Regions from separate parts of the Homo sapiens genome. Here region 1 is linked to region 2. Evidence: chromatin loops called from intact Hi-C (ENCODE). Cell type or tissue: PC-9. All regions are shown on one strand. Each heading gives the region's core, and the rest is flanking DNA. Links, peaks and the distances in the headings are about the cores only.

Region 1 (5,388 bases), core at 297-5,296, 83 kb after region 2:
TGCTTATAGTCTGATGAAAGTAAGTTATACTTTATAGTTTCTAAGGAGATTAGGATGATAGAAAGTTTGAATGAAAAAAGCCATATCAAATTACTCTAGTTCTTAATTTTGCCAGAGCCATTAAAACCCAATTAGATACACACCAAATTCCTGTTTATTAGAAGCTGGCATAGTTGTGGGAGCACTTTTAACTACATGCGGTCTTTTGCAAAAAGGCATTGCGTCATTTTAATAACAAGCACGTTTTCCATGAATATACTCATTCACATCAACAAAACAGCTTCAGCCATTTACAATCCAGTGATTCGAACTGTTTAAGCAAATAAGTGTATGAGCCATTAGACAGCTTCTTTCCTTCTTACATCTTCTCTCTCATTAATACTCCATCCCCACCCCCATGCCTGTTGAAGCACTATTCATGTCCTCCAGGAGCAGCTCAAATAGTATCAAGCCCAATCATTCCTCCACAAGACAAAATTGATTGCTTCCTTTCTTATTCTTCTCCCTATCTCTAATGCCAAGTGCAGAACATGGCCTGTAGTAAATATGTTAAGTGAATGCAGTAAGAGTAAAACCAACTGTGAAATGGTACCATTTTGGGAGACTGGCCGTGAAGATGGTGCTTTCAGAAAGGCCTTTCTCCTCTACTGCCAAGACCCAAGCAAGCATGTTAAGACGGACTACTTACCCAAGACTGGCTATGGCTGTTTCTAATAGAAGCAGAGAAAACCAAGAGATATGGCATTTACCCACAAACACTGCTATTAACTTGCTTGTGCTTGGGGGAGTAGGGCAAGGTACTCCTGATTTGTGTGCTTGACCAGGGCATGCCACGGACATAGAGTCAGGCCTCTTTCATCAATCATATGCTTCTGTAGCCACCATTGTGCAATAGCATAGGAGTGGATAATCACCGTGTTTTGATGATTTTTCGAAGGTGGAATAAAGAGTGGTATTAGAATCTAAGGTGTTGATTGTCTTCTATAGGAAACATCCTCTCCTGTTCCATCAGAAACTCTTCAAAATTCGAAACCTTTTAAATTAGAAGTTATTGGAGATCCCTTTCTAGTTACATTGACAAATGAGTTATTTACCTCTGCCCTCTCCTTATTATGTATTTCATTTGAGGTAAACACAATGCTTATTTAACTTTTGCATCCTCAGATTAACTGCAAGTGGAACAACCTAATACATTTCCCCAACATTGGAGTTTGAATTCTTTTTTTTTTGGATATATATGATTTTATATTTTCTCAACATTAAACTCAAGGAAAGTCACTGTTTTATCTCTTTTATCTTACTCAGACCATGGTGGAAAATAAACTCATTAATTTTTGTTGTAAAGGAGAGGAGAAGCTGGTGCATGTCAATTAAGTGAAGTTTATTTAAAAGATCTTATACGTATAATTAATCTATCCTAAAATATGATCTTTCTCTATTGCATTGTGCCTTTGTGGACGTCAGTATTATCAAATAAAAATAAGTTCCAATTTAGTGTGTTAATAGGTGCACTTTAAATATATTTTAAAAATTTCTTTCCAAAGCAATTTAAAGTGTATATAAGGAAAACATAAATAACATATTTCACAACTTAAATGCTTTTTTATGCAAATTCTAATATCTGTTTCAGAAATCATTTCTATAAGAAAATGAAATCTTAAAAGCTGTGCAATACAAATGTGCATTTTATTTAAAAAAAAGGAAAACAGAGAAACCAATGAAAAGAAAGAGTGTTTAAGAGCTATTTCAGAGTAAAAACTTAATATATTAATTCTTTGAGAAGTAATTTTTGTTGGAAAGGAGGAGCTGGTGCATGTCAATTAAGTGGAATTTATTTAAAAGATCTCATAAATATTATTAATCTATCCTAAAACATTATCTTTCTGTACTGCATTGTGCCTTTGTGGAGTTTGAATTCTAAGGACAACATTTTTCATTCTCAAATGAAGCTGACTTCAAGAAAGAACAGCAGACCAAGCAGCAATGCTGGCCTCCTCTGTCTTGCAGAGCACTCTTATAATGAAAGGGCTTGTGGAATTTGGCTCCATTTCCTACAGCCATGGGATAAGGGTTGCATGTAAACAATAATATCCTGTGCTGTTTGGGCCTCATTTAACTGTCTTTATTACTTTAGAAGGAACTGCCAAGTGGTGCTGTTTCTCATAGCTCATGCTTTACATACCAGCGGTATTGTAGGGTCTGCTTCAAAGATGGCACTCCACACCACGAAGCTTGTGGCTGTTGGCACACTTGGTTGTCACCAGGCTTCATGTTGACACATTCCTTCAAGTCACACCAAAGGTGCACTTTCCATGAAGAATGAATCTGGTACACTGAAGGTGGGCCTGTTATTGCAGAAGGCCTTTGCAGTTACCATTTGGGTGTTTTCCTAGAAAGCTATAGCAGCTCTGCACCTAGAATGACTGTGTTTGCTGAATTACAAACAGAGAGGTGATTTTTGCAAAGTAAGCTGTTACATTATTGACAGAGCACTAAGCTGGAGTCAGGAGATCTATGCTGTACTCCCCAGCTGACTAGCTCTTTAGCTCTAGGGGAAACATCCTTGATTTCCCTGGCTTGTTTTCTAACCTTGAAATGATGAGATTATGCTAGATAATCTCTAAATTCCTCTCTGGCCTAAATTTGATCAGGCAAATTAAAACAGTAAACAACAAACAGTGAGTCAAGAAACAGAAGTTCCCAATCCAAGCTCTGCTGCTCAGTAATTGTGACTTGAGACAAGTCATTTAACCATTCAGACTCAGGTCTCCATTGCTGGGGAGACCAAAGTCTTCTCTACCTGCCCCACCTGGTGGTTGTGCCTGTTGAATAGGGAAACATCTTTTTCACTCAACACATACTGAACAATTGCTCTGTGGCACCAGCTTGATAGATAGCGAAGAAGCACAGGTTATTAGATTATCTGTTACTACTACTAATATTAACTACAGTTTAGTGATCACTTTCTATTTCCAGGAATGTACATACAATATTACATTTAGTCTTCATTTTATGGAGGAGGAAATTTGAGGTTCAGAGAGGTTTAATAATTTGTTCAGACTCATGTAGCTCTGCAGAGCTGGAGCTGAGATTTGAACCAGCATTCTTCTGTTCTTTATTTTAATGGTTACAAAATATCTCACCTCTGACAAGGAGCTTGTGTTACTATCATTATTTTTCTGGGCCATAGTGTCTGAATCCCAAGATCTAAAATCTGTTGGGGGGCAGGCAGATGAGGGGACTGATCTGGCTTGGGCTGAAGGAGAGATTCTCTTTACAGACACAGGCTGAGGCAGCACAGCCAGGGTAGTAAAAATACCTGAGGGACAGCCCTCAGGTATTTTTCAAGCCTTTCTCTGGCTTGTAGACTTATTTTCAAGTCTACAAGCCAGAGGAAGTCCAAGTGGATTGCCCAAACTGAGGAACCAAAATCAGCAGTCACTGAGATGACTGGTCAGGTGAGTGCGGAATAAAGCAAGCACTGTGAGTCACAGGAAGGTGAGAGTGCTTTGGTACAGTTTCCAAGGCTTGGCATTGTTTGCAACGAGTTTTGAGTGAAGCTCATGGTATGGTATGTGGTTAGAGCAACCCCTCTAAAAAGCCATGCAGAGGGCAGAAAAAGCCCTCAGTTTTCTCACCAGTAGAAGAAAGGCTCATTGGCTAAATGAGCTCTGAGTGCATCCCTTAGTCAAACATTCTCTTAGCCAGCAGATATGCAGAGCTGGGCTACACCAGGGTTCTGAGCAATAAACAAGTGCTCTTGGTAGGCCATTTTTTCTCTCTTTGGAACGTGACGCTGAGTTTCTGAGATGCTGGGATTCGCTTTTGGTGTGTCAGGAGCTGCACTGGCAGGTCCCCATCCCCCACAAAGCAACCCCTGTTCTGTTGGCCAACACTTCCCAGGGCAGCCCTCCCATCAAGGGAAGTGGGCTTTCTAGCCTTTGGGAGGTTGTACAACTGCACCTAGTTGCCATAGACACAGCCAAGCTTTTTGTATGTCTGCTTCACTCCTCCAAGACTGCTGCTTCTCAGACCATACTGATGATGCTTTCTCCTACTTCCTAGCCTAAAAGAGAATGGTTTGCTTACTTGGTCTTTGGTTTAGAAGTGGCTGTTTGTCCTAACATTGGACTCGTGCACCTGAAATCATGGCCTCAATGGCAGAAGCAGGCCAGTCAGGGAGGAGAGAGGGCTGACCCCTGGTATTGGATATGGCCACTAACCAGGACCCAGGCTTGGGAAAGTGGCATTGTTACAGGCAAAGGCAGACAAGAAGGTGAGAAGAATACTCTCCACGCAGACCTAGGTGCCTCGGTGATATTCTAGAAAATGGTCAGTGCTGAGGAATACAGCATAACCAACATAATAACAATAATTACAATAGCACAAGAAGACACTTGTATGGACACTGGTAAGTATTTAGCATACACTAATTCTTTTGGTCCTCACAACAATCCTGTGAGGCAGCAATATTATCTCCTCACTTTACATAGGAGGTAACTAAGGCACAGAGGAGTTAAATAACCTATTCAAAATCACACAGCTTAGGGAGTATGTGGGTATTACTTGGCTCTTCTGCCAGTTGGGCAATCATCATCTGCAAGACCTCTAACCAGTGGCCACACCCTAGCCACTGAGTCAAGGTGCCAGTTCCAGAGAGAAAGGTGGGCAAAAACAAGGCAGGGAGAGTGACTCATCTATCCAGCATTAGTCTAGTATTGAGGACCATCCTCTGTGCCAGGTGTTGAAGGAAGATTTAAGTAAGATGATATCTCATTTAGGCTAGCGTTTAGTTTTCAAGGAGGGTAGGAAGGTAGGCAGGACAACTCTAGGACTTAAGAGTGGGAGTTAAGGCAGAAGACCAGCTGTTAAGCATGGGTCAGTGTAAGAGGTAGGCTTGGGAAGAGTTCTAATCTGGGAGCATTACAGATCTTTCAGGCAGCTGTTCTAGGGGGTCCCAGACAGGGGAGAGCACCCTAATTCTAATGCTCCAGCCCAGGGCTGAAGCCAGGCATTGACTTCATGCCTGTGAATTGGCTGGTCAGGGAACTGGAGTGAGCCTTAGCCTCTAGGTGGAAGCTCCAACTGTAGGGATCTGAGTAGGAAAAGGGAATTGAATTGGGGGCTGATGGGAAAAAATCTAAGAATAACACCCCAGCTCCTGTGGAACCTGATTTTCCTTCTCCTATCCCTTTGGCAGCATAGGTGCCAGATGTGGTGGAAAGGGAAATGAATTTGGAGCCAAGAGATATGGGCTCCATATGTTAGTAGAAACTATGATGTTTGAACATCCTTGTTGGGATAGCTGAAATTCTTAGTAGAAATTGCAGAAGACCAGAGGACATCTGGGAAATATACATGGATTGAAGTGGAGAAAAATAATCTTTT
Region 2 (5,388 bases), core at 113-5,112:
TCTGTACTATAAACAATGCAGAGGTAAGTAGTGTGTGACTACACCTTTCCAAGTCCTTGATTGTTCCCTGTGAAGAAATTCCTAGACGTGCAACTGTTGTTTCACCTGTATGTTAATTTTTAAGGCTTTTCATGGGTATTACTAAATGTTCCTATAACAATTTTTATCTTAGAGGCAGAATATTGGTATATCCTTTTTTTCCCAAATTCTTGATATTACTATTTTGCCAATTTGACTACAAAGAATTGATTATCATATTTTAAAATTAACATTTATTTAATTACAAGTAAAACTGAACTATTTTTTTCTTTTTTGCCCAATTTTATGTTTTGGTATAGGTTTTTCCTTGTTTATTAATAGATTTAAAAAATAAATTTGAAATATTAATTTCTTGTCATTTGTTCAGGTTTTCTCCTTCAACTGATTGTTGTGATGAGTTATATGTCTAGACTTCCTGATAGTAAATTGCACTCCTGAAATAATCCCTCCTTGCTCATAATGTCTTGCCAGATTTGGCTTGCTGGCATTTCATTTAGGATTTTTGCATCTATATTCCTAAGTGACATTAGTCTTCAGTTTTCTTTCTCTGTGTATTTGTGTGGGTGTTCGTCAGGTTTTGTGATCAGGATAACTTTAATTTTATAAAATGAATGGGCTTATTCCTTCTTTTATTTTATAATGAGAACCGCTTTTAGAGCATGGAAATTACCTGTTCTTTGTAAATTAAAAAGAACTTGCTCATAAAGCTGTCTGGGCACTGTAACAATCATCAGAGGAAAATGTGTAACACCCTATTTTTCCCCACGTTTTCTACTTCTTTGTGATTCCAGTTAGCTAATTTTCCTAGAAAATTGTCCTTTTTATTGAGATTTTCAAACTCGTTACCATCTTTACAGTTTTATTGAGATATGCATACAAGTCACCCATTTAAAGTGATTTTTAGTGTATTCAGAGCTCTAGACCATCACCACAACCACCACAATAGATTTTATAACATTTTGAAAACCCCAGAAAGAAACCCCATGCCCATTAGCAGTCACCCTCTATTTCCCCTTAATTCCCCCCCTTGTCCTAGATAACCACTAATCTACTTTCTATCTCCATAGAATTCCCCTATTCTGGACCTTTCATATAAATGGAATCACACACTGTATGGTCTTCTATGGCAGCCTTCTTTCACTTAGTGTAACGTTTTCAGAGTTCATCCATACTGTAGCATGTAGCAGCACTTTATTCTCTCTCTTTTTTAAGTTTTCGTTTTTGATTAACAGACTACTTTTTAGAGCAGTTTTAAGTTTACAGAAAATTGAGCAGATAGTACAGAGAATTCCCTTATACTGCCCTCCTCTCCACTCCTGACCATAATTTTGCCCACAAACATCTTGCATTGGTGTGGTATATTTGTCATAATCAATGAATTGATATTGACACATTATGATTAACTGAAGTCCGTACATTTGGGTTCATTCTTTGTGTTGTACAGTTCTATGGGTTTTGACAAATGTCTAATGTCATATATCTACCATTACAGTATCATACAGAGTAGTTTTGATGAAAAGGTAAAACACAGGGGACTTTTAGGGCAGTCTTTCCCTCCTCCCTGTGAACACCTACCAACCACTGATCTTTTGATTTGCCTTTCCCAGAATGTTATATAATTGGAATAATATAGCATGTAATCTTTTCAGAGGCTTCTATCACTAAGTAATATGCATGTAAGCTTCTTCCCTGTCTTTCTTTGGCTTAATGGCTCATTTCTTTTTATGGCTAAGTAATATTCTATTGTATGGATTTACCACAGTTTATCCCTTCACCTTTTAAAGAACGTCTTGGTTACTTCCAATTTGGGGCAATTATGGATAAAGCTGCTTCAGTCATTTGTGTGCAGGTTTTTGTGGGCACATAAGTTTTCACCTGATTTAGGTAAATACCAGTGAGCATAGACTATGTTTATCTTTGTAAGAAACTGCCAAACTGGCTTCCAAAGTGGCTTTGTAATTTTGCATTCTGACCAGCAATGTATAAGAGTTCCTGTTGCTTTACATCCTCGCCATCATTTGGTGTTGTAAGTTGTTTGGATTTTTGTCATTCTGATAGGTTTGTACTGGTAGTTCATGGTTTTAATTTGCAATTCTCTGATAACATACGATGTTGAGCATCTTTTTACATGCTTATTTGCCATCCATACATTTTCTTTGATGCGATGTCTGTTTAGATATTTTTCCCATTTTTAAATTGATTGTTTTCTTTTTTTGTATAGTGGATACAAATCCTTTATCAGATATGTGTTTTGAAAATATTTCTCACACTCTATGGATTCTGTTTTCATTCTCTTAACAGTACCTTTCACAGAGCATAAGGTTTTTGGTTTAATTTTACTAAAGTCCAGTTTCTTTTTATGGCTAATATTCCATCATATGGATATACCACATTTTGTTTATTCATTTATCACTTGATGGACACTTGAGTTACTTCCTTTTGGCTATTGTAAATAATGTTGTTATGAACATTTGGTAGAAGTTTTTTTTTTGAAACGGAGTTTTGCCCTTGTTGCCCAGGCTGGAGTGCAATCTCCGTGATTCTCCTGCCTCAGCCTCCCAAGTAGCTGGGATCACAGGCATGTGTCACCATGCCTGGCTAATTTTGTATTTTTAGTAGAGACGGGGTTTCTCCATGTTGGTCAGGCTGGTCTCGAACACCCGACCAAGGCGATCCACCTGCCTCAGCCTCCCAAAGTGCTGGGATTACAGGCGTGAGTCACCGTGCCCGGCCTGGTAGAAGTTTTTATATGAATATATGTTGTCATTTCTCTTGAGTAGATACCCAGCAGTAGAACTGCTGAGTCATATGATAACTCAATGTTTAACTCTTAAAAAAAAAATAAAAAAAAAACTGAACAACTTTTCCAAAGCGGCTGCACCATTTTATATTGCCATGCCTCCTACATTGCTAGTGGCATTTTACGTTGTCACTAGCAGTGTAGACGGGTTCCGTTTTCTCCATATCCTCACCAATGCTTGTTATCAGTATTTTTTGTTATAGCCATTGTAGTGGGTGTGAACTGGTGTCTCATTATGATTGACTTGTATTTCCATAATGACTCATGACATTGAACATATTTTCATGTGCTTATTGACCATTTGTATATCTTCTTTGCCTCTTCACTTTTGATATTCTTTTCCATGGGAATTTCATGGATTTCACTAAAATCTTTGTGCAGATGATTTCCAATATTTACTTCCAACTTTGACCTTTCTCCTGAGATTGTCGCAGTTTCCCATCTGTTTCTTAGCCATTAATGCCCTAATTGCAGAATCAGTGTGTCACAACTGAAATTCATCATCTTTCCTCCCAATCAATTTATTCTTCCTCTGTGTTCCTTATTTCTGTTAATCATAGATTAACTAATCTTCTAATGATTAGACTATTCTTCTAATCATCCAGACTTTCAATTTGGCATCATATTTACATGTAAGAGAAATGAGATAGGAAGGAATCAGTTTGTTGCCAAGTTCCACATTACTTTCATAATATTTTGCATATGTTTTCTCTTTACTTTGTATTCTCTCCTTCCTGATCTCTATCCTCTTCTGACTTTTTTGATCCCTTACTCTTCTGGTTCTCCTGTCTTTGATCGTTTTATTTCAGGTTATTCTTATCTGCCCCTTAAATTACCTATCTGCAAGATCTCAGCTCACTGCAACCTCCACCTCCTGGGCTCAAGTGATCCTCCCACCTCAGCCTCCTGAGTAGCCAGTACCATAGGTGCACACCACCATGCCCAGCTAAAGGGTTTCACCATGTCGCCTAGGCTTGTCTTGAGCTTCTGAACTCCTGAGCTCAAATGATCCACCTGCCTTGGCCTTCCAGAGTGCTAGGATTATAGGCATGAGCCACTGTGTCCAACCGTCCACAATCTTTTACAAATCAATGTTTACCTTCCTTCTTGGCTATTTGTATGTAGTCTTAAGATATGAACTATCACTTACACACATAACTCCCAAATAAATATTTCTAGCCTTGGAATATTCTGAGAACTTCAGACACATATATCAAACTATCTGTAGGACAGATGTCCAACTGGATAGATGGACATTTGTAGAATAGATGTGCAATTGGATACATGTCCAAACTTAACTCTCCCCACCTTAGCTGCCCCCAAACTTGTTCCTCTTGTCATATTTCCAGTCAATGGCATGACCATCCATCTGGGTTCTCAGGACATACATCTGACCATCATTCCTCCTTTCTCCCTCTCCCCTAAAGCCAAATATTCACCAAGTCAGTACTATTCTAAAACTCTCTTTAATATTCTGTCTTTATCCCCATGCTGCTTCTTTGTCCAGGCTTTTATCATCTCTCATTTAGACTATTTCAGTGATTTTCAATCTTGCCTTTCTGTCTAGTCTCTTACCATGCCCCCCAACCCGCTTCGTGCAGTCTACTGACACAAAGTGAATTTCTAAATTGAAAATTTAGTCATGCCATTTCACTGCAAAGAACAAATCAAAATAAGAACAAGTACAACAATATTTACTGTCTCTCTGGTGGCTGCTTACTTTTCTAAAGGATATAGTTTAAGCTCTTTAGCCTGTCATATTGTACTGCTCCCTACCTACTTCTTCAGCTTTGTCTCTTGTCACTCCAGAAATATTCTTCTGTCTTTTAATGTGTTCCCTCTGCTCAGATGCTTCTTCCTGCCTTCTTTACTTAGTGAACCACCATCTGAGATTTCTTGGAGGTAGACACGATCACATGGCTGGAATCCAAAAGGGATGGTCGATAAGAACCGGCTTCAGTGAATGTGGATTTACATACTTTCTGGGAGCTCTGTATGTAAAGGAAATGCTTCCAGCCCTTCCTCGCTTGGCTCTTGGCATATAACTTCTGATGGCTCTCCTGCTTTAGTAGTCACTTTTGGAGCAATGAGAGATCAGATTCCTTTAGTGGCCTGGGAATGATGTCACATGGTGTTATTGATAGAAGCCTGCAGAGCTTGGGATTCTGAGAAGCAATCTTCAGACTAGAACTTACCCCAAGAGAATGAGCAACTCTATGGTAGAGGGCGAGAGCCTCGAACAGGCCCAATAACCTCTAGTCCAAGGACTTTGGGAAGTTTTATGGTCCCTTCTAGGCCTACAGGATACAAGCACTCAGGGATAGCAGTGTTTTTGGGTAAAGAACAGTGCGGGGCTCTGGGCTCAAATTCCTGGGGGCAAACAAATCAATTTGGCTCCCCTCAGCTCTGTGGGACTAAACTTTAAAACTGCCCCTGGGAGTGACCTCCCCAGGATAATCTCAGGGTACTCAGTACTCACCTGAGTAGACAAGCCCCAGGAAGACCTGGATGAGTCTTTGGAAGTCATCTTTTTAGCTCAGTTTTGCCTG

What was found. A loop is a pair of places that touch in the nucleus more often than their neighbours do. Peaks named below come from ENCODE experiments on the same cell type or tissue, not always from the same donor. Only the 100,000 strongest peaks of a DNase experiment are listed, where the experiment ranks them.
Region 1: it touches region 2 in a loop (2.9-fold over the local background); 6 of 110 quality-filtered maps call a loop at or near these places.

Annotation. Positions count from the first base shown.
Region 1 is chrX:150,047,780-150,053,167 of GRCh38, forward strand. No RefSeq gene overlaps it. Among named protein-coding and RNA genes, the nearest start is that of EOLA2-DT, 110 kb to the left of the region's middle. In PC-9, for the core only: a CTCF peak has its summit at 2,812 (motif pointing left); a DNase peak (open chromatin) is centred at 3,502; H3K27ac peaks cover 2,158 bases.
Region 2 is chrX:149,964,892-149,970,279 of GRCh38, forward strand. The region is part of intron 9 of EOLA2-DT (EOLA2 divergent transcript); the gene reads left to right. Among named protein-coding and RNA genes, the nearest start is that of EOLA2-DT, 29 kb to the left of the region's middle. In PC-9, for the core only: no CTCF peak of the experiment used is centred there; no DNase peak of the experiment used is centred there.